Regions from separate parts of the Homo sapiens genome. Here region 2 is linked to region 1. A link is a loop called in an ENCODE intact Hi-C map of the cell type or tissue named here. Cell type or tissue: PC-3. All regions are shown on one strand. Links, peaks and the distances in the headings refer to the core of each region. The heading gives the core; the rest is flanking DNA. Region 1 overlaps DIS3L2 (DIS3 like 3'-5' exoribonuclease 2). Region 2 overlaps DIS3L2 (DIS3 like 3'-5' exoribonuclease 2).

Region 1 (15,603 bases), core at 7,245-9,744:
GGAACAAACAGATCAACAACTTGTGTGGTTTTTTTTCTCTCTACAATTATAAAAAATGTTCTAAAAGCATTTGATGATTTTGGAATCCTGAATTATGGGTTTAAAAGAAAAGTTGAACCTTGCTGATGTCCTCTTTCACTGATAGAGAGGGCAATCTACGATAGGAAAGTTTGTGTTTGCTTTTACTTTTTGGAAAACAATGAGGATTCTGCATTCAGAGGGCACTTCAGTAGGTAGATTTCAGCATAGATGGAAAAGCAAACAGTTGATCATTCTTAAACCCCGGTAGGTCAGATCATGTCAGTGTTTCCAGAGTACGCCCAGAATGGTAAAAGTTGGCTTTAAGCTGAGTTTTTGCTAAAAGGCAGCCAGTCCTGAAAAGGATTGATTTATTTACTTTGGCCTTGGCAACATCTAAATGATGATAAGTGCAAGTTTCTCTTAGCTCTCTGGAGAGGCTCCCACGTAAATTGGTTGTGACCCCTAGAATCCAGAATCCCTAACATAGTTGGATAAGAATATTTTGTGGGGAAATCTAATGTAACAAGTAAAGATTCAAAATTTTAAATGTTTAGAAGTGTGTAATTTGCTGCTTTTGTTCATGAGTGTTTTTAATACTTCTGGTAGAGAGCCTAACTGCCTCTTTCCTCAGGAGATGTGGTTTCAGTTTCTTGGGTGAATGTGCGTTTTGTAAGTTTTTTAAGAAAGGAAATTAAACATTAAAAGACTTTAAGTACTTTACTCTTTATATAATGTCACTAAGAAAAAGCCAGGAAAATCAGGGTTGGGTTTTTAAATTTATTTATTTAATAAATATAATCTATTTTCCACCATTTTGTTTGTTATGGCTGGTACCAAAGTACTTTTAAAAGTTAACATTTATTATGATTTTGTTTTATTTCAGCAGATGTGCATAATAAATTAACCTATCTCTATTCTTCATTTTGGGCTGGGGCAGCATTTAACATCTAGTTTTTTGGAATTTCGACACACAGGCTATTTAGTTTAATTCAACATAGTTTGATGCTCTCCAGTTGTATGATATTTATGATAGTATGTGAATAATGTTAAGTAGATAAAATGTGGTCTGCTGAGGCTGAGTGCTCAGCCTGAGTATAATACTGGTATGTGACAGGTCCACTGGCGGCCTGGGGTTCTTCTGTAAAGTGAGTAGTTTGGGGTAACTGGTATCCAGGCATCTTTCTAGATTGAATTTTAAAATCCCACTAATTGATATGCATCTGGTTGATGACTCCTCTTCTCTCTTTATCTTTTTAATGTAGGAAGAGAGGATGGTGATGCACCGGTTACAAAAGATGAGACCACCTGCATTTCACAAGACACAAGAGCTTTATCGGAGAAATCCCTGCAAAGATCAGCAAAGGTCATTGCCTACAGATTTTCTCCACGTGTCCAAATGGCTTTCACCTGAGCTACTTGTTGAAGATCTCGTGTGATTCAGTCAGGACTGTATTTGGTCATTTAATCAGAAAAGTTAGAGCAGAGAATCATAAAAAGTGAATTAAAAAAAAAAAACTTTAAACATATAAATACGAATCCATCTTCCTGCCTTTGGATAAGGGGTCAAGGCCTTTTCTTTGAGTGTGGGTATGTTGATTGGAGTTCTGTGTTATCTTTCTTGCTTAAACCACACTTGTAATGCAGCATTTATCACTTTGAGTTTTGGTGGAGTGAGAATTTAGACAGTGGAGAAGCAGTATGAATATAGACTCTCTTCAGATTTGTACAGTTTTTGCTCCAATTTTTTTGTTGTTACCATGCCCATACCTAATTTAAAAATAATTTTAATGTCTTTTTTAGTTTTTCCAAAGTATTCAATTTAGTTATAGAAACAATTGTTTTTATATTCCTATTTCACCATTTTGCACAATTCACTTGTATTCTTTAATTATAGAAGCTAGTGTCATTTTCAGATGTGGGATGAAACAGCTGACTTCTTTTTTTTTTGTTTTGAGACAGAGTTTCACTGTTGTTGCCCAGGCTGGAGTGCAATGGCACGATCTTGGCTCACTGCAACCTCTGCCTCCCTGGTTCAAGCGATTCTTCTGCCTCAGCCTCCTGAGTAGCTGGGATTACAGGCGTGTACCACCATGCCTGGCTAATTTTTTGTATTTTTAGTAGAAATGGGGTTTCGCCAGGCTGGTCTCGAACTCCTGACCTCGTGATCTGCCTGCCTCAGCCTCCCAAAGTGCTGGGATTACAGGTGTGAGCCAACATGCTCGACTAAACACAGCTGACTTCTAGCTGTGCACATAGCTCATAGTGGCAGAAATGGTGAAGGGCAACGTATAAAGTGGCATAATGGCATGAGGCTTTATGTTTCAGAAGCATCCATCAGTGTGTTTCATATGGGAATGCAGTGTGCTTACTCTACCAAGCAAGTTGATTAATAGAGTATTGCTCTTGCATACTGACATGAGGAATTTCTAAATTATACTCTATATATTTGAGTACTAACTGTGCTCCAGGCAGCATGCTAAGTGTGGGAGATTAGAATGAATGGAAAGCCTGGGGATGGATCTGGCTCACAGACCTATTTTGTTTGACCTGTGCAGTATTTAAAAATTTTGACTTCATGGCTTTCAGCAAAAAAAAAAAAAAAAAAAAAAAAAGAGTCGTCGGTGGGCGGGGGTGGGGGTGTTCACATTAAAAATTAGACTTTTGGCTTCTCTTGTCAAAACAAAACATTTGGTAACACTGGGCCAAATTTCTAAATGACTGTAGTCAGAGCTGAGTAGAGGCAGCCCTGGAACCTGTGTTCTTTGATTTGCTACTGCCCTCCAAACATGTTTTCCCTCTCCCTTCTCCCTTTTCCCTATCTCCCTTTCTTTTGGATAATGTTTTTAATGGATTCAACCAAAAATTACAAGGCAAACAGCACTTGCCTGCGAAACTTATGCTATGGTAGAGTCATTTCCATGACAATTAACATTATATGAATTGCAAGTAATGTAGTAATGTCAGCCTACTTTATACGTTTCCGTGCTGTCAAACATTAAAACAAGAAACAGGAATTTCCAGTTCAGACAAGATGGCATAGACCTATTTTTTCTTGCTCCTCCCACTGAGGATAACTGTAAACCCTGGAAAAAACAAGAGGCAACCAAAGGAGAATTCTGAAAGGTGAAAAGAGGAAGGCAAACTAGTTATGTCAGTACTAGAGAAACAACATAACAGCAGGGACCTCACAACCCCCACCAACAACAGCAACAACAGAAGGTGGCCCAGGCCTAGTGTTTCTGAATGCCAACCTAGCAATAGAGGGTGGCCCAGCTAGACTAATTCTCACCCATATCTAACAGAAATCCCTCCAGCAACATCCACAGCACCTGTAAAGAGCCCTAATGACCGTAAGTGGTTAAGAGAAGGGGTTTCCTTCCTCACCGGACCTGCAGCTTCTCTTTCCCACCAAGAGACATCAGGTATCTGAGTGGCTCCAACAAGAAGGATTCTAGAAGTGGCCCAGAAAGCCTCTTTGTTTCTGTGGGACTGCGACTCTCGTCTACCCAGAGGCACTGAACATTCAGAGACACTGGACATCTACCCAGAAAACACCAGGAAAGGGGATCTGGCCACAACATGCAGTCAAGTATGGGAAGCCCCTGTGTTCTCACAGGCAAGAGAATTTTGCTTCTTCACCCAGAGACACCAAGCAGCTGGGTGGCATTAGCAAGGGAGATCTGGTCATAATGGGTGTGTGGTCCAGGAAGCCTCTTTATCCTTGTGGGCCAGAGACTTCCCTCTCCCACTCAGAAACACTGGGCAGCCAGGTAGCACCAATAAAGGTGATCCTGCCACAACAAGAAACCCAAAATGGGAAGCCTCTTTGTCCTTGCAGGCTGGAGATCCCCATTCCATACTTAGACCAGGTGGCCTGGCTTGGGGAATTTCTTGCCACCCACATAGGCAGTACCAGTAGAGACCAGCGGGAGCCCCAGTGATACCATATAAACCAAACATACCAAGATAGCACTGCAAAGGCTATTTTCCAAGGAAATTGTCATTGAAACTACAGCCCACAAAAGTAGGTCAGGACCTGCATGTTAAACCCCAACAGGGTGTATGACTGCCTTCTAAAATAAAAGATTTAAATGAGACCCAGAGTGTCTTAACATGATAACCAAAAGGTCCAGGATACAATTGGAAACCACCAATCATATCAAGAACCAGGAAGATCACAACATGAATGAGAAGACAATCATCTGATGCCAACACTGAGGTCTTGCAGTTACCCAACAATGATTTAAAAATAGCCATCATAAAAGTGCTTCAATAAGCAATTAAAAACTTTCTTGAAACCTTGGAGAAAATAGAAAATCTCAGCAAAGAGTTAGAAATTATAAAAAGGCCGGGCACAGTGGCTCACTCCTGTAATCCCAGCACTTTGGGAGGCCAAGGTGGGCAGATCACCTTGAGGTCAGGAGTTCAAGACCAGCCTGACCAACATGGCGAAACCCTGTCTCTACTAAAAAAATACAAAAATTAGCTGGGCGTGGTGGCACATACCTGTAATCCCAGCTACTGGGGAGGCTGAGACAGGAGAATCTCTTGAACCCAGGAGGCGGAGGTTGTAGTGAGCTGAAATCGTGCCACCGTATTCTAGCCTGGGTAACAGAGCAAGACTCTGTCTCAAAAAAAAAAAAAAATTATATAAAGGACCAAATGAGAAGTATAGTCCTGAAAAGTACAATAACAGAAGTAAAAACACTATTGGATAGGCTCAGTAGTAGAGATGACACAGCAGAGAATCAGTGAACTTGAGGAGATCAGTAGAATTAACCCAATTTGAACAAAGAAAGTATAGACTGAAAAAAATTGAACAGAGCCTCAGGGAGTTGTGGGACAAGAAGAAGATTGAACATTCAGACAACTGGAGCCCTAGGAGAGGATCAAGAGACTGAAGATGAAAGGAGAGATTGTGCAGAATGGGGACAGGTGAAAATATATCTTCAGAGAATTTAAGGTTCTAGCAAAAGTTGTATAACAATGTATAATGCTGTCCATCTGTACAATTGTAATTTCTTTTCTGATCAACTCTATACCTTGCGTTTAAGGTTAGAGAATACTGGTGGCTGAAATGTTGCAGGACTGAGGGTTTTTAGGGTGGGGTTAGTGGAAGGACCAGAAGATAAGGCATTTGACAGCTTGGGTAAGAGGACTTGAGGTGATAGAATATGGTGGTTCAAGGCCGGATGCAGTGGCTCACGCCCATAATCCCAGCACTTTGGGAGGCCAAGGCGGGCAGATCTCTTAAGATCAGGAGTTTGAGACCAGCCTGGACAACATAGTGAAACCCTGTCTCTACTAAATAAACAAAAATTAGCCAGGCGTGGTGACTGGTGACACACACCTGTGGTCCCAGAAACTCAGGAGGCTAAGGCAGGAGGATTGCTTGAACCTGGGAGGCGGAGGTTGCAGTGAGCCAAGATCACACCACTGCACTTCAGCCTGGGTGACAGAGCAAGGTCTCCAAGAAAAAAAAAAGTGTGCATGTGGTATTGGTATTGTGTGTGCGCACACACACACACACACACGGTGGCTCTGGGAAGGGAGGAAAGGATTCGAGGCTTAGACGTAGATAACAGACTTGGAGAACAGGCAAGGGTTAAAGGTGCTAGAAGTCTTGATGTGGTGAAAAAGCCTGTGGAGTGCAGCACTGGAGAACAAGCGAGCTGTGTGGTGGATTCATCGGAGAGGAGGTGTTGGAATTGGAATAGTTCCAGATGATGCTGAGGTGTGGCCATGAGGACAAGTTGCTGAAATCAAATAGAAGTGAAGGTTGCTGGCGTTGAAGAGATAGGGAAAGGTGAGGACAGGATGTTGACTAAGTTACTCACCTGGATGGACGTGGGAGGGCCAGACTGTAAGCCAGGTTTCACAGAGTAACCAGGAGGCCAGGAGATGATAATAATAAGATGGGGACCACCTGAACCAGAAGAGGGTGCACATACATGCATGAGGCTGGAAGAGTAAAGGTCTGGGTGTGGCAGTGCAGCATGGGAAAACATGGACACCCATTTCAGAGGCTGTATGTGGGAAAAGGAGCATCCTCTTCCTAAATGGGCTGGGGAAGGCAGTCCTTAGGAGAGACAGTTACATGCAAGGGAGTGGCGAAGGGGGGTGTCCCACAGCCTTCTTGAAAGAGGGCACAGCAGTTTGTTTAAAATAGCTGTTTTTCAGGGAAGAAGGAAGAGTTAAGAGGAAGAAAGTAGAGCATGTTTTGGGACTGAGCTTGCATGAGAAGACGGGTGCCCTAAGGTGCTTTCCTGTGGGGTAGTAGCTGGGAGTGACTGGGGGAGAGGTGTGGTGCACTCAATTGGTTTGGAGGTTTCCTGCAGACAGGCTGAGATTCCACATGGAGTCAGGGACATAGAGAAGAGCAGCAGCCAGCTCAACTGCAGGCTGAATCTTTGTTCAGGGGTCTGGTGGGATGTCGGCAAGCTCTGAGGAAGGGATGAGCCTGCAGACTGGCTACGGTAGGGAAAGGAAGCACTTCAGGAAGAATGTGTTGAGGAGGGGGTGGTGAGGGAGAAGACTCACTTTCTCAGAGAATACTTCTCTCTTGATGGAAATCACATGTGTATGTGGTGGAGTGGTGGCCTCAATCTTCATCTAGTCAAATTAGAGCTTGGGCTTAATCTTGGAAAGAAGGAAGATCAAATATTTCTCCTTTCAGCTATTCAAGACATAATTAAGAGAAGTAATTTATGTCTGATAACCCTTTTACTTTTGCAAAAAGCACCTACCGTGTTGTTTGTGTGAGATACTAGTATTGTTCATGTGAGAAAAATATAATGTGAAACAAATACCTGGAGCTGTACTTCCCTGCTGGAGTCCCACATGTCTTTATAAGACACAGGTCATGGTAATAAAAGCACTTTGATTTAATTCATCCATGTATTGCATAATTTTTCTTGGATATGTATGCCTACTAGGTACTTCTTACAACTTAAATATAGATTACTAAGTCACAGATCATCACTGAGAGGCACTTATTTTGACCTAGAAAAACTGCTGGTTCCTGCTAGTTGATCAAATTATAACCTGCTGACCTCTCCCAAGTGTAATTCAGTTCTGCAGATAAACAACATTGACTATATCTTTGGTGTTTTTAGGTGGTTTACATCTTGGAGAAAAAACATTCTCGAGCAGCAACCGGCTTCCTCAAACTCTTGGCTGATAAGAACAGCGAACTGTTTAGGAAATACGCCCTGTTTTCTCCCTCAGACCACCGAGTGCCTAGAATTTATGTGCCTCTCAAGGACTGTCCCCAGGACTTTGTGGCACGGCCTAAAGATTATGCCAACACACTGTTCATCTGCCGCATTGTGGACTGGAAGGAGGACTGCAATTTTGCCCTGGGGTAGGTGATCTCTGGTAGGAAAAACCACAGGTCACAGGCAGAACTCAGTTTAGGTGGTCTTTAGGTAAACTTTTTGTGTATTTTAATTATTATTTCTTTATTGAAGCACGGTTTCTGGTGTATTTTGGTCCTGATTCTTCAGAAGTCACTCTTAGCTGCCACCTCAACTGATTGCCTGTATGTTCCTTGAATTACCAGGCAGTCACATTCTTGTTTTTGTTTTTTGGCGTAAAACATGAACATTCCGAGCCTCTACTTATTTAGTTATGTCATGTGTCCTATTTGTACTTGTGTACCACAGATAATTCATTGCATCAAACAACCAGTCCTCTCCTTGCAGATGCTAGTGTTAAACCATGCAAAGTCTAGGCATATTCAGGAGACCCCAGGCTCCTTTGCTTTAAAATATGAACATGAAGGTATATTTAAATGGCATTCTTTTTCGGTATTGATTTTGCCTGTGGCATTAAAAACTACCCTATTGTAAGAAGGAAAAGGGTATCATGTTTTTGTGGATGCTGTCAGAGATCAATCTAACTTAAATATACATGACATAGTCCAGGAGCATCATGGATGGCCACTTCATTTTCATCTGAAGAAACTGCTGGACCCAGTTGTTTGACCAAATGCTATGCCTATTTTCTTCTTAGAACTGGTATTCATATTGAAAGAAAAGCAGTAAGTTTTAGCTATGTTAAGTGTTTATTATAGATGATGTCTGGTTTATGCTTCACAGGAAATGACTATAAAGGTATACAATCTAGAAAAGAGCCTGTTGATTTACTTTTAGTCTAGTTTAATGACTTGCTTGTTGGTCATCTAACTTGTACAGGATGCACCCTCCTGGGAATGTCCTATGGGTAGGAGAGTCAGCACTGAATGGATGGCTACAATGTGCTGCTTTTATCAGGTTTATTCTATACTTAGCTTCTTATGCCTAGCAAAATAAGCCAAATCAAATGTGTGTGTCATATGTAAGAGTGTTTCATATATAAGAAACACTACCCTGTGCCACTTTTTCAGTTATATGAAGATTGGTGTGATTTAAATGATCTCATAGCTACTTAGGAACAGTTGTACTTTCTTTTTTTCCTCTCAAGTGGTGTGATTGCAATGTCATCATTTTTAAGCCTAACTAATTATCCAAAAGTGATGTCAACCCCTTGAGCCCTAAATAGTCCTTCTTACAAGCTTGCCCGTTTCTCACCATCAAATCAAAAGGCCCAGTAACGGTTGTGCCACCTGGTCCTGTTGATTGTGCAGCCACACTCTGTTTGGCAGTAAAAGAGGAAGACTTTCACATCAAACCAGGAAATCCAGCCTTGTTTTTTATCTGCCTTTCTGTCGTATCCCATTGTGTGTACTTGATTGGACTACTTCCTTAGTTTTCAAGTTGTAAGGGTGTAGTCAGGAAATCTTCATAGTATGAGTTTCTCTTATTACTTTCATGGCCTTATAGGTATTTTTTAATTTTTATTTTTTTTATAGCTGAGCCATTACTTCATCAGGAACCCTTTTCTTGAAGGTAAAATACAACAAAAAGGGAGTCAGGTCTTTGAAGCCTCAAGCACATTTGCTGGATTTAAAGAAATAATATTTAAAAAGTCACATATTAATCATGTAATTTTCAAAATAAAAAATGAAGATAATCATATTTAGATGGAAACATCATGCTTTTTCTCTACCTTCTTAATATAAGGATATAAAAATTGTCATTTATGGAAATATGCCTTTTAAAATCTTTGTGAAGAAGAGAAAATTTATTTTAAGAAATAAAACATGGTAGGTTTTCCTGATGAATTTCTCAAATGACGTCTGTTGTATGAGGGGTGAGGGCTGCAGCTGTTGAGTATGTTGGTGGTCGCCTTGCCATTTTGTTCTGGTTATCCGTTACTGATCTTTAAGAACTGAGGTCACTTTTTCTTAATCAGAACATGCTGTGCTATGACTGCCTAGGTTTCCTCCCTTATCTTTGCCAGGCTTTGACCAGGAGTGTGACGGTAATACCTGCTGTGGGTGCGAAAGTGTTATGGTTAGCTTCCACATAAACTATCCCTAAAAATCAAGTTTAGCTAAGGTGGCTTCCTTCTCAATTTGTTCCCAACTCCTATACCTCTCTCCTTAAAAGTATCGGACTTCCTTTGCCTATGTAATTGCTTCTAATTATTCAAGTTCAAAGTCATTTTCCTCTTCTGTAGTTACATTTAGTTCACCAGGCTGGTTTTGATCCAACTATGTGTAAAGCACTATGCTATATTATCTGAGAAATACAATGGTAAACAAGTTATGGATTCGTTACTTAAGGAACTTATAGTCTAATGCAAAAGGATTTTTGCATGTATATATCATAGCGATAATTTGATTCTAAGAAGTGTAATCCCACTTGAACTAATTTAAATAAAAGTAGAGATTAATATAAGAAGCTGGTGATTCTTTTAAAAACCAGAGCAGGAAATGGAGGAAGTCTCATGAGAAAATCAGAACTAACAAGGCAACAAAGGAACCACAGCTTCTCTTTCACCCCTGTGACTAGCCCAGCCACCACACAGTATCTTTTCTTTACCCCTTTTTGCACATGAGCTGTGTTATTCTGCTTCTCTCTGCACAGTAGTCTTCTACCTGCACAACAGCACACGTGGCCCCAAAATGGCACTGCCAGTCCTATGGCAGTTACATACTAAAGTCTAGATCATAATACAGAATTTCTATGGTGGAAAATCTTACTGGTCTAGCTTGAGGCAGGTGTTTTCCCTCGTCAGTAGTTTCAAGCAGAGGTGGGGGTCCAGAGTCCCATCCATGACTCACACCCAATTTGCAGCGCTGTGGGACTCCTGGGAAAGAGCGTGGATAAAACAGATGGCTTGAATGGCTTATCTCTTTGAGTTCTACCTACAGTACAAAACAGAATGTTCTAAGTTCTTCCATAGAATAGAATAATTTGGGGGAATTTAGAGGAGGTAGGTAAAGGGGGAAATCCAGGATCATTTCTTATAGGACAGAGGCCTCTTTGCTAAAAGATCACTCTGACTGAGAGTAAAGAATAGATGAGAAGGGACATGCCTAGTAGCAGGAGGTCATAATACACAATTGCAGTAAGACAGATGAGGTGGGAGAACCTGAAATAAAGGGTTGCAATGGAGGAAACAAAAGAAATGAAAAGATTCAGGGGAGATTAAGAAGGTAAATTCTCCCAGATGCGATGACTAATTAGAAATAGGGCATGAGGGAGAAGGATGGAATCTTGGATGAACTTTCAGGGCTCTGACTAGGGGGAGTGGGTGGATGCTGATGGCATTTAACCACAATTTACTGGGAGCCATCTCAGTTCCTTCTGTGGTCTTCACTATCGAAAATCAAACTTGCCATTTCCCAAGCTGAGTGTGTATGTTCATAGTTCCAAACTTTTGCACATTACACTTCCTTTCCTAACAGTGGCTTTCTCCTTCCTCTAGTGTTTGCTTGGTGAAATACTCAACTTTTAAACTCATTTGTCCACTCAAAAAAAAATGTTCCTTGACTCACAGGCCTCCCTTCTGGTGCTCCCATAGCTTCTATTAGTACTATTATTATATTTCTCATCTGTTTGGTTTGCAATTGCTTGTTTGTTTTACTTGGCCATGAACTCCTTTAGGACAAGGACACTTGGTGAACATTTGCTAGCTGGTCAGATGAGTAGATGGAAATGGATTGATGACCCCAATGTCTTGAGCCAGGTTGACTAGGAAGATGTTGCACCATGAATCAAGCTAGAAAACACACAAGGAGTAATTTGGAACAGAAAATGATGAGAACTAAGGTTCTATGACTTCAAAGTCCATGCTTGACAATGGCATACAACAAGTATAAAAACTCAGGTGGAGAACGCCAAATTGAGAAGGCACAGATATTTAACAGAAGGATTGAATAGAATGCACACATTAATAGAATATATGATGTTAGTAGCTTTGGAAGGATCCTTAGGTAGGACATGGAGCTTGGCCTCCCCTTTGCTGTAAGCATTGCTTCTCTGACACCCTAGTGCTGCCTTGGGGCCACCATTTAGGGGCAGCTCAAAGAGTATTACAACATTGGAGACTTCCAGTTGTTATAAAGTTATTTTCTATCTTGTTCTTAGAATTGTCATGAGAGATCTCAGTTGAACCTTGTTCACCTCTCTATACATCACATCGCCCACATTTTTATGAATCTTGTTCTGTAATGCTATCAAAACCCAAGTGAACCCTTGCTAGCTTTTAGGGATCACTGTTTTTTGTTATACATTACAACATATTTAGTACCTTTAATATTTAGTACTACACTCTAGTCCAGGATAATTAAAAAGCCACATTGGTTTCTTCGCTGGAATGATCTGCAATTACATAATCAGATTTACAGTTTTAAGAGCTTCCCAACCTCTTAAATCATCTTTCCCTTTAGAAACTCTTGCAGTGGAATTCATGCCTATATTTTCTCAGCCCTTTGGGAAATCTGGTATCCTCAGTCTAGAGTTTACAGTTCCAGCTTCTCTTTCCGGGATGTCTTGAGCGTAGAGATAGCATGGTCACTTTCTCCCAGATTTGTCATGGTTTCTTCTTGACTATTTAAGGGTAAGTCTTGAATAAAATGGAAACGTTTTACAGCAGCTACCGTGAGGAACTTAATAGTGTTTCTTGGCAACACTGAAGGCTAGCTGAAGATATGTGACATGAATCGACCTAGAGCAAATTGACACATTTATATTATTTTATCAAGCAAAGTCTGGTGGTTTTGAGGGGTGGAGGAGGAGGAGGAAAAATGAATAGGTCATTACAGGCTGAGAAGTTCTTGGTTGAACATGGGATTGCCTAGGCTTAATGGGAGGCTGTGGAAATGAGAAACAGAGAATGGGTCACAGTGCTGCTGGCTTTAATGAGTGTGAAGGACAGCAGGTTCCATTGGAGCAGATGACGGAGTGAGGTGAAAGCAGAGGAAGGGAAATTCTGACCTTAGAGGACTGTGGTAGAGATGGGAAGTAGGGGGTGGAGGTCTGTTCTGGTATCACCTTTGTCTCCTAGCTTTTCACCTTGTGGTGGTTGTTAGCCAGTCAGCAATATTTATTGACCCATGGAAGCAAATACTTTTACATTCCATTCAGTTTTGATAGATACTCAGTTTCTTACAGGGTAGATAGGAATTGAAGAGGTGGTCATTAAATTACATTAAATACATTGAATTGTAATTAGTAGGAAAATTAAACCATGACTAGATTGATAGAAAAAACAAACAGAAGAAATTAGTTTGTTTCATTGAAGCATAGGCTCCAAGATTAGCAAACTGAAAAATAACTGTATCCAATCTTTCCCTTTGCAAAAGGAATATTTCACCTTTTTGAGAGCATGTTCTTTAAAGATAGCTCTGAGGGAGAAACCAAGTTATATAATGCTATGGACTCGCATTACCAGATCTATAGAGTTTGTATGTTCTTTTCAAGGGGTATGGACCTGGCCGGCTAGGAGGCAAAAAGCAAATCAGGCTGAGGAGGGGGCTCTTTTTTTGTGACTGTTGGGCTCCACCTGGTGGCCTGTAAGGATCAGCTTTGGAAAAAGCTGTGTCTTCAACACTGAGAAAATCCTGGTCAAGGCAGAGCAAAAGTTAAAGGAATGGAGGAGAATGATCCTGATCCAGGCTTAGGTTACCAAATTGTTCCTTTCCTTGATGAGCACTGCATGCAGTTTTGGCACTTCTTCCAAAGTCGCCATCTTCAACTGCAATTTCTAGTGCACCTTCTTGAAAATATTATGATGTTAGAGGACCTTAGATAACCATCAACCTCCTCTTATACTCATTAAATCCTTTCAGCTTCCTCTTTGCTTTCTTCATATCAACACCAATTCACTCTTAAATTTCAAGACCTTTTCTTAAATAACTCAGTATTGTTGACTCTTACTTCTTTTCTCCATGCTTTTATCTATTTTCACTGATAAAAACACCGTTCCTGAAGTCCCTATTCCTTAAGTGCTACTTTCTGCTGTGTCATAGTACTGAGCCATAAGAAGCGAAAATAACTCGTTCCCTCTCCTGATTATAGAAAATAATACATAAAATATACAGCCAAAGACAAGTGTATTTGCCACACTTCGTTTTTACTTTGTATTGTTGGAAGTTTGGGCCCTCGGTATAGTTGATGTTTGATTGTTCCCCACTTGTACATTCTCAGGGCTGTGATGCCATTATATCTGTTTGCATGGAGTTTCCAACATTGGACCAACATGTATGAGAGCATGTATTTAAGAGTAGTAATACGATAGTGGTAATCACTGCAAGAGTGCATGACTGTCTTCTAAATATCGTCTAGTTGTAAGACTAGGAGTTTATAAGAATATTTAGTAGAGGAAAGATGATGAATGGCTGAGAACACTAATCTTGACTATTTAATGTTCCTGTTTTCTTTAAGGCAAAGAGGCCAATTTGAAGGACTTTCTTGTTATATTTTTTTCTGTCTGTAGCTGGTCCCTTTCCTCAGTACGTTTTTAATAGGCATATCACCCAGGATAGTAGATCTGATGCTTATTTATATAGAATGTTTATATGTTTCCCAAGGCCCCCACCTATCATATGTAGGAAGTTGGGAATATTGTTGCAGTGCCATTCAGATTAATTTTACAGTAGGACTCAGTTGGAATGTCATTCTTTGTGAATGGCAGCAGTATTCATGGAGGAGCTCTAGTGAAGAAAAATTGAAGTGGTGATCATTATAAATAACTCTATGGAGGAAAACTTTCTCTCTTACAACTATTATTGAAATATCAAATTAACAAACATTTCTAAATTTTATTTTTTCCAAATACATACATATTGAATATTTACTGTTAAATTTATTCAAATGTGTACTATTGAAAATGAAAATTTCCCAGAGTTTCACCCCCGGAAACGATCACTATTAAGGTTTTGGTATACATTTGACTAAAATATTGTTTTAAAAATATTTATCAACTTTAATTACAAAGCATATTTCACAGGAAAAAGAATATATGTAACACTTCTATAATTTTTGAAACCTAATACTAAAACCAACCCATGAACTCATGAACCAGATTAAGAAGTATAACATCACCAATACTGTTCAAGTTCCCTGTCTGTTCTCCTGTATCCTAAACCATAATTTTTTCCCCAGAGGTAACCACCATCTCAAATATACTAATGAAAATGTATTTAAAAAAAAATTTACCCATATTTATAACCCTAAATGTTATTTTGTTTTGCTTGTTTTTGAACCTTTACAAAATACCGTGTTATATATATTCTTCTATCATTTGCCTTTTTTCATTTAACATGTTTCTAAAATATACTCACATATTTCACTCATTTTAGTCGATAATATTTCCATTTTCTGAAATATACCATAATTTAGCAATGTACATTTGGGTTGAACAGAGGATTTTGCTCCTGAAAACGTTCCAGTGCTCATTAACTAAAGTTTTTCTAGACTCTACTTAAAAAGGAAATTACTGAATCATACATAGGTACATGTTTAACTTTACAACTTTCTAGCCAAACCATTCCCAAAGTGATTGTACCCATTTTTAGTCCTGCCAGCAGTGTGTATGCAGTTCCATTGCTCCACATTCTTATTTACACTTGTTAGACTCATTTTTGCCAGCCAGGTGGGTAAAAATAGTGATAATCGTTGGGTGATTTTTGTTATTTTTTTCCTAATTACTGATGAGGTTGAACATCTTTCCATATACTCATGGTCATGTTTCCTCTTCTAGACAGTGTTTTCATGTTTTTACCCATTTTTTTAACAGTTAATTTTTTATTTAGATAATTTTGATTACAGAAATTGCAAAAATGGAACAGAGAGTTCCTGTATATCTTTTAACCTATCTTCTCCTTATGTTTACATCTTACATGACCATGGAATACTTATCAGAAGTAAGCAGTTAATCTTGGTATGATACCAAGTATAGGTCTTACTCAGATTTTATCACTATTTCCACTAACATTCTCTTTCAGTTGCAGAATCTGGGTCCAGAATCCCGTAATACAGTTAGCTGTGTCTCTGTAGTCTCTCCAATTTGTGACATTTCTTACTCTTTACTTGTCCTTCACGAACTTTACACTTTTAAAGAGTACTGGCCAGTGATTTTGTAAAACGTTTCTCAGTTTGTGTTTGTCTAATGTTCTCTCATGATTAGATCAAGATTAGACATTATTGGGAAAGATACCACAGAGGTGATGTGCATCTTATCGGGGGCACA
Region 2 (15,603 bases), core at 7,912-10,411, 160 kb after region 1:
GAGAGAGACTTGGTTGTCCATGAGAGGTCATCTTGGAGGTATTGCGAACAAAACAGGGAATTCCTAAACTTTTAAACTCATTTTTTTGCCCTTCCAAGGTCAGGCCAGGACTTTTCCAAAGCCTCGAAACCTCTGATGTGGCGTCTTCCCTAACTGATGGAGTTTAGTGCCTAGTGGCCCTTGCATGACGTTCTCCAAGTATGGCTGTTTGACAAAGCTGCCTGTGTGCCTGGGCCAGCCAAAGATCTACCTGTTCAGTAGCCCAGAGGGACCCCTGGCATGCTTGCCTAGCCACACTTTCCTGTCTTGTCTCGTCACGCTTCTGGTTATTCTTATGAATGTAGCCTGGCCCACTGTCTTCACCAGGCTGGGATCCAAAATAAGGTCACATATCTTTTAATAGTTACATTAAAAGACTCAGTGGACACCCCTCCTTCTGCTTACCTAGGACATTGTTTCTGCCCCTAAGTTCTCCCTAAAGTGCCATCCCCAAGCAGCAATAATCTGAGCAGCCTGAGGAAGCTGTACATAGTCCTCAGTCACTCATTCTTGTTACCCACCTGTTGCCATCTGCTGGGAGGGTCGCCTTGCTGTCTCCATTGTCATCCTACCCAGAAAGCTCAGACGGGCGGAAGGAGGGCCTCTCAAAGGCCCAACAACCCCAACAGGGCCTGCATCCCATGTTCCCACAGAGTCTGGGGAAGATTCTCCTCTCCCAAGGGTCCTAGTCCCTTCAACTCATCCAGGCTCCTAGAGCTCACCCACGCGATTCTCTTAAGGCCAGTTTCCTGGGGGCCCCACCCTAGAGCAGGAGGCCTAGGTCCAAAGGGGACCCAGTGGTAGTCTCATGCTCTGGCCGCCTGGAGCCTGCCCTCCTGTGTGACCTCAGCCTGAGCCCCTGAAAGGAGAAGGCTCTCCCATTTTCTGCCCTGGGGAGACTGCCCTTTCCTTGTTGGGATGAAAGCCTTGCCTCTAACTGAACCCTTTTGAAGGCTTCCGCCCTCTGCTGGTGGAAGCTGACAGAGCAACCTTGTTGTTGCCTCTTGGGTCCTTCACTTCCTTCCCTCTTCACTCAATACCAGGACCGTTGTGCAGTTGGAAACTGTCCACCCAGGGAAGCCTGTTCCTGGGGAAAGGATTGGGTAGTGGTGAGCTCTCCTGCTTGACATGGCAGCTGCCTCTGGAGAGAGAAAGACCTTGTGAAGTCTGAGTGGCTGCCATTCTTGCAGGCTGACTTCCCAAGCTGAGCTGCTCTGTGGGTGGTCCCTGCAGGTGGTGATTAGGGCCAGAGCGCTGCTGCTGCCTGGTTCCTTGCCGTGCCTGATAGCTAGGAAGTATCTAGTGAGCATTGTTGAGGGAAGGAGCTTGTGCCTCTTGAGGGTGCTGACAAGATGGCAACACCTGAACACTGAGAGTGTCTGAGCCACAGCTGGTCATCTGGTGGCAATTACTGAGCAGGAGGCAGACGTGAGGCAGAATTTATTTACTGAAGAAAAAGAAATTATTTTGAAGGAATGACATTGGACACCTGCTGTGACAGTGATAAGGACACCGATTGCCCAGGAGACCTGGTGAAGCCACCCTTGGATTCTCTGGGGGAAATACCTCTGGCATTCCAGCGAAGGGGAAAACAAAAGATCAGGGCCACTTTGACAGAGGAGGGACAGGCAGGAAGGGCTCCCCTGGAAGCAGGTGGAGCATGAGGAAGGGCACAGAGGCCTAAGAGAGCCTGGTCTGCTCTGAACCCCTCAGGGAAGTGGACCGCGTCGGGGAGTGCATGGAGCTCTGCAGGAGCTGGAGAGTGACCCTTCCCTGTCCTGTAAGACTCCTTCTGTCTGTCCTGAGGGCCTCCCTGGCTGGCACACCCTCCCGAGCACAGGCCCACCTCTTTCCATTGCTCTGTTACTGTCCATATTTGTTCATGTGAACAACCAACCTTCAGCGAGCCTGGGCTGTGTTGAATTCACTTTCATATCTCCAAAAGCAGGAAGCCGTCAAAGGTACTAAAGAGGGAAGTGTTACCAGGTTTATGCTTCAGGAAAATAACAGCTATGTTCTAGAGAGCGGATTAGGAGAACATAGCCAAGGGAGTAGGAAGATACATTGTGTGTCAGTGTCCTTAGGAGAAGCATGAGCACAAATTACACAAGGGCAGTAGAGGGCCCGGAGGTGGCAGGGACCAGGCCTGCCTCCACCAAGGCACTGGCTGCCCACTTTGTCAGTCTTTGGAGTCTGTGTCCTCCATGATTTGGCTCCCTTCTCAGGCTGGTGGCAAGCTGGTTGCAGCAGTTCTGGCCCGCATGACCAGAAGCACTCAACAAGCATCCCCTCGTACCTCATTGGCCTCGGTTGGGTCACACATCCATTCCTGAACCAGTTTCTAGGGCCAGGAAATGCCATGCCCTGATTGGCTTAGGTTTCTTACCTCAGAGCTGTCACGTCCAGCCCTGGAGCTAGAGGTTGGGTCTGCTTCCCCCCGGACCCCCTAGAATGGGGAGCAGGACAGGGGAATGAATAGCTGAGTGAAAGTAGGCCATCCTTAGCAAGGAGGAAATGCCTGCTAGCTATGCATCCGTGTTTGCTACAGGAACCAGATGGACCCATTCATTCATCTTTTGAACCTTGTACATGGTAAGCACCTACACACCAGTAGGGACATACTTTGTGGAAACAGCATACCATCATCCTGGGTGAATTTCAGTCCTCATGAAGGATCCCCTACCCTTATCCCTACCCAGACCCTTGGCTCTCCATTCCTTGACTTCTTTTTGGATCTTGTTTTTGACCAGCCATCTCCAAGGTCAGACACACAGCCTGCTCTCTGACCATGGCCTCAGCCCCTTCAACTCCCTTATCCAGTGACTCCCACACTCCTCTCCTTGACCTCTCAGACACTACACCCAGTGATTAGCAACATGGACCATACTTCAGCTGTGCCACTTACTTGGTAATTTGGGCCAAATACTTAATAAACTCTCCTGTAACATAGAGGTAGGAACCGGCTTTGCAGGGCTCTTGCGAGGATTAAATAAGATCAGCGTGAGAGATGCTTAGGACAGAGGACGTGCTTAATAAATATTAGCTCCATTCCAGACATCTGTCACCCAGCCGCTTCCTTCTGTTTTCTTCCCATCAGCCTCTTTCCCATTTATTTCCTTCCTGTTCCCCCGTAGGTCTCCTGGTCCATATGCTGCCGTATTGTATCTCCACTCCCTTACCCCCTTATTCTTCCCTCATACCTTCCTGGCAGATATTCAGCTTGGACCAACCTAACTTTCTTCACACTAATGTCTAAGTTGCTAGAAAAAAATTAACAGTGGGACAGATGCTTGCTACAGTAACTTCAGATCCTGTGGCCTCCGAATACTCCCTGGCAATACTCCCTGGCAATCCTTATGCTCTGCCCAGGTCAACTGTTTTTCCTATTCTCCAAAGGAGCAATTTCAAACCTTCATCACTTTCCTCAAACTCCTTCCCCCATCACACTCCCCATTCTTTGCAGATAATTTGTGTCCTAATTTTCAGGAAAGAACCTAAAAAATCATACTAGGACATTCTAAATCCCCCCTGCCCAATCCACAGATCTTACTGTTATCGCTGCCCATCTTCCTTCCTCTTGCAGCCAAGAAAGGGGTTCCACTTTTGTGTTGGATCCAATCCCTTGTCATCTCAGAGACCTTGAATCTGCAGTTCTCTCTGTCTCTCTTAATGTCTTCTACTCCACCATCCATAGTGCCTTCTTCCTGTCAGCATTGAAACAAGTCTCTGTCATCTTTAAATATACTCCCTTCAAACACCTTCAGTACACTCTCACATCCTCTCATCCTTTCCCATTCCATTTCATGAATCTTGCCTCTTCCCTAGCACTGTCTAATTTGCTAAAAGAGTTGTATTCACTCATGATTGCCATTTCCTGGCTTTCTATTCGTTTTTCAACCTGTCACCCCGATCTCTGCCCCCAGCACTCCCTGCAAGAGTCTTTTCTGATAGATCCAAAGGATTCCTTGTTTGGGAATGTTCTCTGTTACTTGACCTCTTAGAAGGATTTAACGCTGCTGACTATGCCCTCCTTGAGGCATGTTCTCTCTTTGGCTTCTATAATGTCAGAACTCAGAACTCCATAGCCACTCCCCAGTTTCTGTTGTCCAGCTCTTAAATACAGGTGTTTCTCAGGATTCTATCCAGGGCTCTCTTATCCCTTCAGGTTACAATCTTGCTTATAAACTTCAGAACTGTATGTTCAGCAGCCTACTGGCCATCTCCACTAGATGCCTCCCAGGTATGTTAGAATCCGCAATCTCAGATTGAACTCAAACTCTTCTCCCAAACCTGTTTTTCTTCCTTGTCAGGGTGAGTAGCAATAGCATCTGCCCTGCAGCCTGAGCCAGAGAATCCTGAACACTTGTTGACTCTTCCCTCTCTCACTGACTTTATCTCCAGACCATCACCAAGTCCTGTAATGCTGGTGAGGTGAAAGGAGCATGGATTTTGGTTAAAATTCCAGTTCTAATTGTGGTTTGCTCAAACTACTTAATCTTTCTCAGCCTCAAGTTCCTCATCTGTTTAAAGGAAATAGCAATACCTAATTTAAGTGGTTTTTGTCAGGATAAAGGAAAGCCTTTACTTGGTAGGTGATATGGTTTGGCTCTGTGTCCCCACTCAAATCTCACCTTGAATTTTAGTAATCCCTCATGTTGTGGGAGGGACCCAGTGGGAAGTAATTGAATTATGGGGGTGGGCTTTCCCTGTGCTGTTCTCGTGGTAGTGAATAAGCCTCACAGGATCTGATGGTTTTGTAAATGGGAGTTTCCCTGCACAAGCCCTCTTGCCTCTCGCCACGTAAGACTTGCCTTTGCTTCTCCTTTGCCTTCCACCATGATTGTGAGGCCTCCCCAGCCATGTGGAACTGTGAGTCCATTAAACCTCTTTCCTTTATAAATTACCCAGTCTCAGGTATGTATTTATTAGCAGTGTGAGAACAGACTAATACAGTAGGCATTCAATAAATGTGAGTCCTCCATTTAGTAAACATGACTGCTCTTCTGTTCCAGTCCTCTCTCTCCCCTACCCTATCACCACCTCTGCTGACTTGCCTTATTGTTGAGTTGGTGTGAACATAGTTTCCTGACTTTGAGACTCCCCCTGCAATTAGATTTCCCATAGTTCCTTCATGACTAAGGACTAAGTGCTGGTCACCACAGCATTGTGTGGGGTCTGGGAGGCAGATGCCAGATGTTACTGGCACATAATTAGATGTGTATGTACTTCCAAGTCTTGTCTCTTAGCTGTCTCCAACGCCACTGCACCTCCGTAAGCCAAATCCTCATCATCTCATTGGGCTACTGCAGCAGCCCCCTCTAAGGCATTTCTCTATGCCCTCTCTCACTTCAGCCCTTCTCTACCTGACCATCAGAGCTGGTCTTTCTGCCCTGAAACCTGCCATGGCTTCTCTCTTCTGGTGAAGTGAAGTTCACACACTCCTACGTGCAGCCTGCCTTGCCAGCTCATCTCCCTTGCATGCCTGTGCCAGCCCAGTGGCTAAGTCCTCTCTGACCCAGTGACACCTTTCATGATAAGGGAGCAAGAAGGATGCTTAGATACTGATTGAGAAGCTGAATACTATACTTCTTGGGTCTAGTGGCTAGTAGGACAGGCATAAGACACTCAGCTAAGACCAGCTGTCCAGAAAACTGGGACCAAAAGACACAGGAAACCCAGGAGGGCTTAGAATTCTGTAAGAATCACCAGTCATAAAATAAGGAGGAAAACCTATTAGTCTTCTGTCAAAGCAGTGTATGCTTATGAAGAATTTGGAAAATGCAAAGAAAGTAATCACCTGGAACCTCTCAGCTAGTGATAGGCACTGTTGCTGTTTAGGTATGTTCCTTCCAAGTCTTTTTTTTTTTTTTTTTTTGAGACAGACTCTCGCTATGTCGCCCAGGCTGGAATGCAGTGGCAAAATCTGGGCTCACTGCAACCTCCACCCGCCAGGTTCAAACGATTCTCGTGTCTCAGCCTCCTGAGTAGCTGGGACTACAGGTGCGTGCCACCACACCCAGCTAATTTTTTGTATTTTACTAGAGATGGGGTTTTACCATGTTGCCCAGGCTGGTCTCCTGAGCTCAGGCAATCCACCCGCCTCGGCCTCCCAAAGTGCTAGGATTATAGGCATGAGCCACCACATCTGGCCTCAGTCTTTCTTCTAGGAAGTCTTTGTCCTTTTTTACATAGTCTTCATGGTACACTGTATAATCAAGTGTGCATCCTGCTTTATCTCATCTGTCCAACCTATTTTTCCTGGGTTAGTAAAAATTCTCCCTAAGCCATGTAACAACTACCTGCTATTCCATGTGTGACTATAGCATAGTTTGTTTAACCTTTTGCCACTGCTGGACTTTTTAGTCTTTCCAATAAATAACACTGGGGGGAACAGTTTTGCAAATAAAACTTTTCTTCCTACATTTCTGATGATTTTTCTAAGCTATAAATTCATAACTTAAATCACTGAGTCAAATCATATGAAAATTTCTAAGCAATGCAGACTCAAAATGGACAGAATGAATATAGACCTGACCTCAGCTGCAAAGAGAGAGGTAAAGAGAAAAGGGTTGTAACTAATAGATGCTTTTAAAATTATGTTTTACTTCACAAAGGAGAGGGCTGGGAAGATTCAAGTGGTGCTCTGTAGGGCAAACATGCCTTTGACTTGAAGTTCTGGCTTCATGATGGTCGAGAAGGGCTTGTTTCTGCTTTTGTGTTTTCATCTGGGTCAGTTAGAGGACAAACCATTCCTGTGAGTTCCTTTCCCACTAAGGAAGAGAAAAATCGTCCAGTATCTAATGATGCAGATCATTAGCTGTGTTCGCAGCCTTGTAGTTAAAAAAAAAATTATAATAATGTATCCTCCTAATGTGCAGTTAATTTTAGTTAAAATCTCCCTAGTGCTTTAAAAACCCAGTGAATTTATAAACATAGTAGTTGGCTTGCATTTGGAATGTTAAAGCTGTCATAACCAACTGGCTCTAGCAGGGCATGCTGCACCTCCTTGAGCTCTGTTGGAAGTTCAGCACTCACCTGAGCACTGCCCTCTGGAATCCAGAAAGAAACCAAGACTTTCCCAGAGTTCCTGTTCCTGATCTTCCATAACTGAAGAAAGCTAATGAGTGTCTCAAAGTTAACATGTCCAAAGTCAAACCTTTGACTCCCTATCAGTCCCCAAATTCAGTCTTTCTCTCAGCAGTGGATCAGCCACCTGACTGGTGATTCAGATTCAAAATCTTGAACCGTCCTTGAGTTCTTCCTTTCTTTCCTTACCACTGCCAACATCAAATCCACCAGCATATCTTGTTGATTCGACTTCTAAAATGTACCTCAAATTGTCCATTTCTCTCACTCTATCCCAGCCCCCCTGGCCGCTCCCCTGACTGTAGTGGCTGCCTCCTGCAGGATGTTGCTTCTGCTCTGTGGTCTGTGGTCTGCAGTCTGCACTGTAGCCAGAGGGGTCTTGCCAAAATAGAATTCTGATTACCTCATCTACTCCTTCTTTTTCTTTTCTTCGCTGTTAAGGTAAAGGCCAAAAATTCCAGTGTGGCCAAGAAGGTCCTCCCCAGAGTCACCCACCATGTCCCTGGATCTATCAGCGCCCAACTTCACCAGCCATCCTGCAGCTCCTGCCCCAGGGCTTCTGCACTCACTGTGCTCTCTCCTCAGGAGAACCCTCTCCACTCCCCATCCCTCCTCCTCCTGATTCAGAGGAGCCTTCCCTTCTACCCATTCTATCCAGGTCAGGCTCTTCACTTTCATGGAAACATGGGGATTTTTTTCTTGCTTCAGAGAGCCTATTTTAATTTGAAGTTCTACACATATATGCACATTCATTGGTGTGATCATTTGATTGCTGTCAGTCTTCTCTGCTAGACGGTAAGACCCATGAAAAGAGTCTGCTGTCACTGTTCTTTCCCTCTCAGCTAGCTCATGTCTAGCACAAGATAGGTGCTTAATAAACGTATTGGTTGCATGCTGAATGAACAAGTAGAGTCTTGCTGACAGTCATCATTGATGATGGGGTCCTTGTAAGGTGTGGGCTCTTCCCAGAGTGGGCAGGCCCAGGTTCTCCACAACACATTGACTTGAGGGAGTGTGACTTCGTTTGATTTTATTTTTTTCATTTCAGCTATTGGAATGAATAGAGCATGCTGCCTAAAACTTCTTTTTCTCTTCTCTCTCTCTTCAGCTAAAGCTTGCTTTCACTCTGGACCACGAGACCGGATTGCCTCAAGGATGTCATATCTATGAGTACCGCGAGAGCAACAAGTAAGCCACTCAGTGGGAAAGAGTGTCACTTCACATGTGTGCAGCAGTGGTGCCTGTGGGCTTTCTGACACTGAGCTTCCATTGCTAAGTGGTTGTCAGGAAGGGAATACACCTTTTACTACTATACTAGAAAATAGCTGGCACAGAAATAGTCCTCTTGTAAGATCTCTTTGCCCCTAAGTATAGAACTTGGAGCACTTGCAGAGGAGCAGTTGTGGTGTGTTAGAAGTAGATGCTGAAGCAGACCTTCTTTCAAGGCTGCAGATGTCCCCCAGACCCTCCCCACTCTTGGTCTCCAGTCATGTGCCTGCTTGTTTGGTTCACTGTGTGACTTTGGCTTTGTTGTAGTTCTCAGTCACTATCTGCCTATACTTAGGTTTATGGGTTTTGTTGTGATTATCTACCTTGTAAATTTTATATTAATGGTTGGGAGATTTCCGGGTACTTACAGAGATTTAAATTGGTGCCCTTGTTGGAAAGGTGGCACCTTGCATACTTTCATAGCACCTCCTTTCCACATCATAGACTGCTCCTTTTTTTTTTTTTTTTTTTTGAGACAGGGTCTTGCTCTGTCACCTGGGCTAGAGTGCAGTGATAGAATCGTGGCTCACTGCAGCCCAAAACTCCCGGGCTCAAGTGATCCTCCCACCTGTTTCCCGAGTACCTGGTACTACAGGTGCACACCACCATGCCCAGCTAATTTTCTAAATTTTTAGTACAGACAGGGTCTCCCTATGTTGCCCTGGTTGGTCTTGAACTCCTGAGCTCAAGCGATTCTCCCACCTCAGCCTCCCAAAGTGCTGGGATTACAGGTATGAGCCACCACACCCAGCCACAGACTGCCTCCTTGACTGTGTATTTTCGTTTGTGAGACAGTGAAAGTGGTGGTGAATGAGGCACAGGAACTGTGCCCCGATGATGACAATGATGGTAATGACAGCGGCTACCATTGAGCACCTCCTATGTGTTAGGCACAGTACTGGGGACTTTACATTTGTTATCTCATTTAATCTTCATAACAACCCCGGTGTGTTATTTTATTATTGTCATATTTGCAGAAGCTAAGGTCTAGGGAACTAAAGTAATTCACTCAGGGTGACTCACCACGGCTGTGAGAAGCAGAGTCAACATTATCATGTTTACTCTGGGGAGAGAATAGAAGGAAAACAAGTGACCCGTATTTTTACTTAGAAACCCCAGTCAATGACAAGAGCAGTCCCATCCTGGACTTAAGGAGAATGTACTCTGGTCTCATTGTCTAAATATCCAGGCTGTTTAATTTTATTCAGTGGAAGGAAACAAATAGGCACATGCCAGTAGAACTGTCTACTGTCTATGACCTTCCAGAAGAGAAACCTGGGCCTTCCTCAAGACCTCTGGTGCTGTTTAGGGTAGAAGAGAGGCTACCGGGTGCCCTCGTTACCACATCTCCACTGGGATTACCTTCAAGACATGATGACTGTTTGTAATTTATCTTTAGGAGAATGCCATAGTAACTGGTGTGTACCCCTAATTAATCATAGGAAGGATTGACCAGACATCCTTTAACAATTCTTGCTGGACTCTCTGCTCTTTGGGAAAAGGTTGAAGAGTATTTATTCAATGGGAGAAGGACACCAGCTCTCTGTCCTTTAAGTTTATGTCTTAGCTGTTCACATATCTGGTGGCAACAACTTATGTTGTCTTTGACTGTGAGAAGAGAAAATAGCCTAGCTCTTTTTTTTTTTTTTTTTTTTTTTAATAGAAACAGTGTCTCATGATGTTCCCTAGGCTGGTCTTGAACTCCTGAGCTCAAGCCATCCTCTTGCCTCAGCCTTCCAAAGTGCTGAGATTACAGGTGTGAGTCATCATGCCCAGCCTAGCTCTGTGTCTTGGTTGATCCATAGCTCCTAGCATATTATCAGACCAAGCAATGTAAGAAGATAACTTAGGGTTTATAAATATGAATAAGTTTTGGCCCCCAAAGACCTCTAAAAGAAAATACTTGTGTAGGAAATCAGATAGGAGCCATGATCTAGAAAAGTATGGTGATCAGCATGTTCTCACTCATAGGTGGGAACTGAACAATGAGAACACTTGGACACAGGAAGGGGAACATCATACACCGGGGCCTGTAGTGGAGTGGGGGGAGTGGGGAGGGATAGCATTAGGAGATATACCTAAAGTAAATGATGAGTTAATGGGTGCAGCACATCAACATGGCACATGTATACATATGTAACAAACCTGCATGTTGTGCACATGTACCCTAGAACTTAAAGTATAATAATTAAAAAAAAAAGGAAAAGAAAAAAGTATGGTGATCAAATGCTTTGGTGACTGCTTTCTCTGGTTCTCTCTTGCTTGTATTAGAGTCAGTCTTAGGGTTCATTCTCAATCTTTAGACAACTTTCCTAACCTCTCTGAGCCTCTAGTTTCATTTATTTTCTTCTTCTTCTTTTTTTTTTTTTTCTATTTTTTGAGATAGTCTTGCTTTTGTCACCCAGCCTGGAGTGCAATTGCATGATCTCAGCTCACTGCACCCTCCGCCTCCTGGGTTCAAGTGATTCTCCTGCCTCAGCCTCCCGAATAGCTGGGATTACAGGTGCCTGCCACCACACCTAGCTAAATTTTGTATTTTTAGTAGAGATGGGGTTTCACCATATTGGCGAGGCTGGTCTTGAATTCCTGATCTAGGTGATCCACCTGCCTTGGCCCCCCAAAGTGCTGGGATTATAGTCGTGAGCCACCACGCCCGGCCTGAGCCTCTAGTTTCTTCATCTATAGGATGAAGTAGGATTAATAGTAGGATTAATTATTAATTGTTAATTAATTATTAATAGTAGGATTAATAATACCTCTCTGGCAGGGTTGCATGGGGCTCTCTGGCCGGGATATCATGTTGAAGTGTGTCATCACCAGTCTCACATATAGAATGCCCATAGGAAGTGCTTGTTGCCTCTTCTTCCCAAAGAGAAAAACTGGCTCATGACTTCCATCTTCCCAGAAAGTCTTCTGCCAACAGTGTACTCATGAGGGAAGAGGCTGGTGTGCCTGCCGTTCACAGCCTTTGGTTGTGTACGACGCTCTGTCAAAGGCAGACTCCTCACTCATGAGTTATGAAGCACGGAGGACCCCAAAATCCTGACTATGATTTATTGTCTCCCCCAGACCCTTCCCTGTTTGTGTTCCTCTGTTTCCATTTAGGGTCATTTTCCCTACAATGCCTGAATCCAAATATTGGCATAATAGTGTTATTTAGGAAATGAAGATACTCAGCCCAGACCCTTAAGGGGCCCATGTTGTCTCAGGCTAAGTAACATGAAGACAATACCAGCAGAGAGAGGAAATTCTACAGATGAAAAAGCTAGCTTGAGTATTAGTTTGGTACAACTGATTATTGAAACTACTGCCTTTCCTTTTTGGATATTCCCTGCAGTACAATTTGTAATCACTTTAGCATTCATCTCTGTTTGCCAAATTCAATCCATCAGCAGAAAAAGTTGTTCTGAATAAGTGCTGAGGCTGTTGGATGGTTCTCCCAAATAGTCTTTCCTTTCAAATGGAATGGCCCGGAAAATGGGCACTCCATTTTTATATTTTCTGGATTCTTTTATCAGCCCTCCATTAACGGGATTCAGTATCAAAAGCAGGTAAAGTTTTCTGCAACAGAGAAGAAGAATGTGGCCCTCGGGTCCATGGGTGGTGCCTGATAATTTTGATCCTTGGCTCTCTGTCATCCTGTTCTCCTTTCACATAAAGGGGCTAATCTCTACCTCTGGGGTCCAGGGAGGACAGTCCCTAGGACTTGTCCATTTCTCATGGGACTTGGACCCTGCCTTCTCTAAGGCTAGAGGCACAGCTGTCGGGTAAACATTCTTAAAGCTCTGAGGTCATTAGAAGAAAGAGAGAAGCTGTCCTATGGTGCCTTGGGTTCAACTAGTAAAGCTCTCCACCCTGAATTATTCTGTCAGCCTCCCAAAAGCTGCTCCAGTCTGCATCTGGAGGTGTGAGGCCTCACACCCCCTGGCAGATGCCACCGTGGGTCTACGGGTGGTGACTGGTTTTTTTTTTTTCTCTGTTGCAGAAAACTTTACCTGTCTTTAACACTAAATCCAGTTAATCAAGGAGTGATCGAGAGTCATTTTTGTCAAATTGAAGTTTGGAGATCTCTGGATATAGGGCAAGGAACAAGACCTTCAGGAGTGAATAAGTGATTTGTGAGAATTCAGTTACACATTTATGAAGCCCCTGCTCTGTACAGTGTGTTACATGGGGGAGGCAAAGATACGTTAGACCCAGTGCATGCCCTCAGGGTTTGTATAAGGAGCAAAGCGCACTCCAGCACCCTGTGGGATGATATGCACTTTGGCAGTGGTAGGAATCGAGTGCTATGGCAGCAACGATGAGGAAAGTGAATGCTTCCGACTTTGGAGTTACTGTGTGGATGGTGGTGACCTTCACAGACAAGGAGCTTTGTCAGAAGGCTCCTTTCTCTCCATCCCCACGGCTACCCTCCTTCTCACTGCCAGGACTGTGGAGCTGCTTTGCAAGCTATTCTTCCTGCCGTTAGCTGGTTGGCCTCCCGGCTGTCCTCTCTGCAGCCTGAGTGAGTGTGTGTGTCTTTTCCTTCTGGTTGCTTTTTAGACCTTATTTTTGTCTTTGGCATTCTGCAGTTTTACTACATTATGTCTGAGTGGATTCATTTTTATTTATATTGTTTAGGACTCAATATAGTTCTCATTTAGAAATTTTTATCTATTATCTTTGATTCTCTTTGGTTCTCTCTAATCTCTCCTTCTGGAACTTGTTAGAAACCATCTTATTTCATCTTTCCTCTCTTTTTTCTATTTCTGTATCTGTTAATGCTGCATTGTAGGCAACTTCCTCAAAAGTGTCTGTCACTTTATTCTCCTTGTAGCAGTTTACTATCGGCTGCTTAATAACCCTTCCCAATATGAATATTTGGTTTTTATTTTATTTTATTTATTTTTTGAGATGGAGTCTCGCTCTGTCACCCAGGCTGGAGTGCAGTGGCGCAAACTCAGCTCACTGCAACCTGCACCACCTGGGTTCAAGTGATTCTCTTGCCTCAGCCTCCTGAGTAGCTGGGATTACAGGCGCGCACCACCACGCAGGGCTAATTTTTTTGTATTTTTAGTAGAGATGGGATTTCGCCATGTTGGCCAGGCTGGTCTCAAACTCCTAACCTCAGGTGATCTGCCCAACTCAGCCTCCCAAAGTGCTGGGGTTACAGGCGTGAGCCACCACGCCTGTCCTCATGTTTGGTTTTTATATTTAATTTTCAGAAGTTCTGTTTGGTGCTTTTGAAAATCCGCCTATTACTATTAATTAATTTTTTTGGTGTCCTAGTCTTCTGTTATGATTTCTATTCTTTCTTTTATCTCCCTAATTATTTTGGTTGTATTTATTTTACAGCCTCTTTCCAGTTATTTGAAGAGTTTTAGTTCTAGTTCCAAGAGTACCAATTCTCTTATTTCTTGTGTCTATTGACTCACTCTTACGTGGTTCATTTTCTCTTGCAACTTGTTTTTTTATCATAAGATCATCTTAGGCTGTGCGCAGTGGCTCACGCCTGTAATCCCAGCACTTTGGGAGGCCGAGGCAGAAGGATCACCTGAAGTCAGGAGTTCGAGACCAGCCTGGCCAACATGGTGAAACCCTGTATCTACTAAAAATACACAAATTAGTTGGGCGTGATGGCACACACCTGTAAGACCAGCTACCCGGGAGGCTGAGGCAGGAGAGTCACTTGAGCCCAGGAGGCAGAGGATGCAATGAGCTGAGATCGTGCCATTGCACTCCAGCCTGGGTGACAGAACAAGACCCCATCTCAGAAAAAAAAAAAAAAGATCATCTTAAGTAGGGATTGTGTTTAGTGGGAGTTCCACATACTGTGGGTTGTGGATGTGTTATCTTATCACTTTTGCATATGTTCTGCCAAGACCCAGGGAGGTTCATAGGTCCTGCTAGTTTGGATGTTAACTCCTTGGCTTAGGAGTCTCACCTCCTGGGTAGGCCACATTCTGACTCCTCACCCATGTGCCGTGTGGGCTTCACATCTCCATTTCTCATAGGAGATGCCTCTGGTCTGTGCCACATACGGCCATTCCTCTGCTCTGTGAGAAAGGTCTTCCTGATTCTTTGTTCAAAGACCAACAGCTCCCAGGATCCTGGCTTTATGTGGGGATCTCAGTTCCAGTTCCATGACCAGGTCTTCAGTTCCATGGCCAGGTCTTCTGCCTCCTGCATGCATTAAAATCTTAGCTCCTGTAACTGTATCAACGTCTGATACTCCCGGCCCCCAGTTGCCACGGTAAAAATTACAGCTCTGACTTAATTTTTTTTTCACTTCAAGCATCTGAGAATTTTCTCATTATTCTTCTATACTCAATAATATATTTAAATTATTATTTTGGTATATTTTATCTATTAGTTCTCTGTGTTTGTGTTGGGAAGGAGGTCCACATCAGTTCAGTCTACTATCTTGTCAGAATCGGAGATCTGAATAAACTTAAATATGGTCACTCATTTAGCAAATGTATAGAGAATATCTGCTATATACCTGTATAGTTCTAGGCCCTGGGGCCACAGAGCTGAATAAACGCTGATGCTGCCAACAGAGGCCCATGTGCCAGTGGAAGGGACTGGGCACTCCTCAGCAGCAAGGCAGCCAGCCCTGTGATCCCACCCCACCTGCCTGCCATACAGACCCATCCTGTCTTCCTGCCCTGGCACCCTACATGCTGTCTGTACCAGATTACCTCACGCTCCTGCGTACAACGTGTCCCTGTTGTCATGCCATTTTCTGCTTCTAGAACATCCCTCTTTCCCAGAACCCCGTGCCCACCCATCTAGGTAACCTCTGCTTCTCCTTCCACTCTCAGCTAGGTATTTCTCCTCTGGGAAGCCATTCCACACCCCTCACAGGCACCACCAAAGCTGGGTCAGATGTGCCTTCCCCGTGGCCCTGTGCCGTGCCTGTCTGCTCCATGTCAGCTCTTAGCACTGTGCCTTTCAGTTGTGGGTTTGCTTGTTGGCTTCCGCCACTGGCCTGATGCTTTTGAGGTCAAGGTCTTGTTTTTTTCATTTCAGTACCCACAGTGCCTAATCCACTATCTGGCAAATAATGCTTGATGAAGGGAAGGTGGGGGACCTGATTTAGTCCTTTAGGAAGGGAGGGAGCATGGCTACTGAGGAGTCAAGCTTCTTTCCAGCTTTGTCTTTTCATTTGCCGTAGGATTATCATGATGATTAAATTACACATGACATCAGGGAAACTGTCTTCAT

The links. A loop is a pair of places that touch in the nucleus more often than their neighbours do. Peaks named below come from ENCODE experiments on the same cell type or tissue, not always from the same donor. Only the 100,000 strongest peaks of a DNase experiment are listed, where the experiment ranks them.
Region 2: it touches region 1 in a loop (8-fold over the local background); 11 of 110 quality-filtered maps call a loop at or near these places.

What each region holds. Positions count from the first base shown.
Region 1 is chr2:232,129,336-232,144,938 of GRCh38, forward strand. It overlaps DIS3L2 (DIS3 like 3'-5' exoribonuclease 2), which reads left to right. Exons shown (of 21, transcript NM_152383.5): 7 at 1,284-1,384; 8 at 7,137-7,384. Among named protein-coding and RNA genes, the nearest start is that of MIR562, 36 kb to the right of the region's middle. RefSeq lists a silencer at 8,504-8,798. In PC-3, for the core only: no CTCF peak of the experiment used is centred there; a DNase peak (open chromatin) is centred at 8,226; H3K27ac peaks cover 2,237 bases.
Region 2 is chr2:232,291,807-232,307,409 of GRCh38, forward strand. It overlaps DIS3L2 (DIS3 like 3'-5' exoribonuclease 2), which reads left to right. Exons shown (of 21, transcript NM_152383.5): 14 at 8,234-8,313. Among named protein-coding and RNA genes, the nearest start is that of ALPP, 79 kb to the right of the region's middle. RefSeq lists enhancers at 303-1,026, 1,027-1,748 and a silencer at 928-1,017. In PC-3, for the core only: a CTCF peak has its summit at 9,263; a DNase peak (open chromatin) is centred at 9,435; H3K27ac peaks cover 1,715 bases.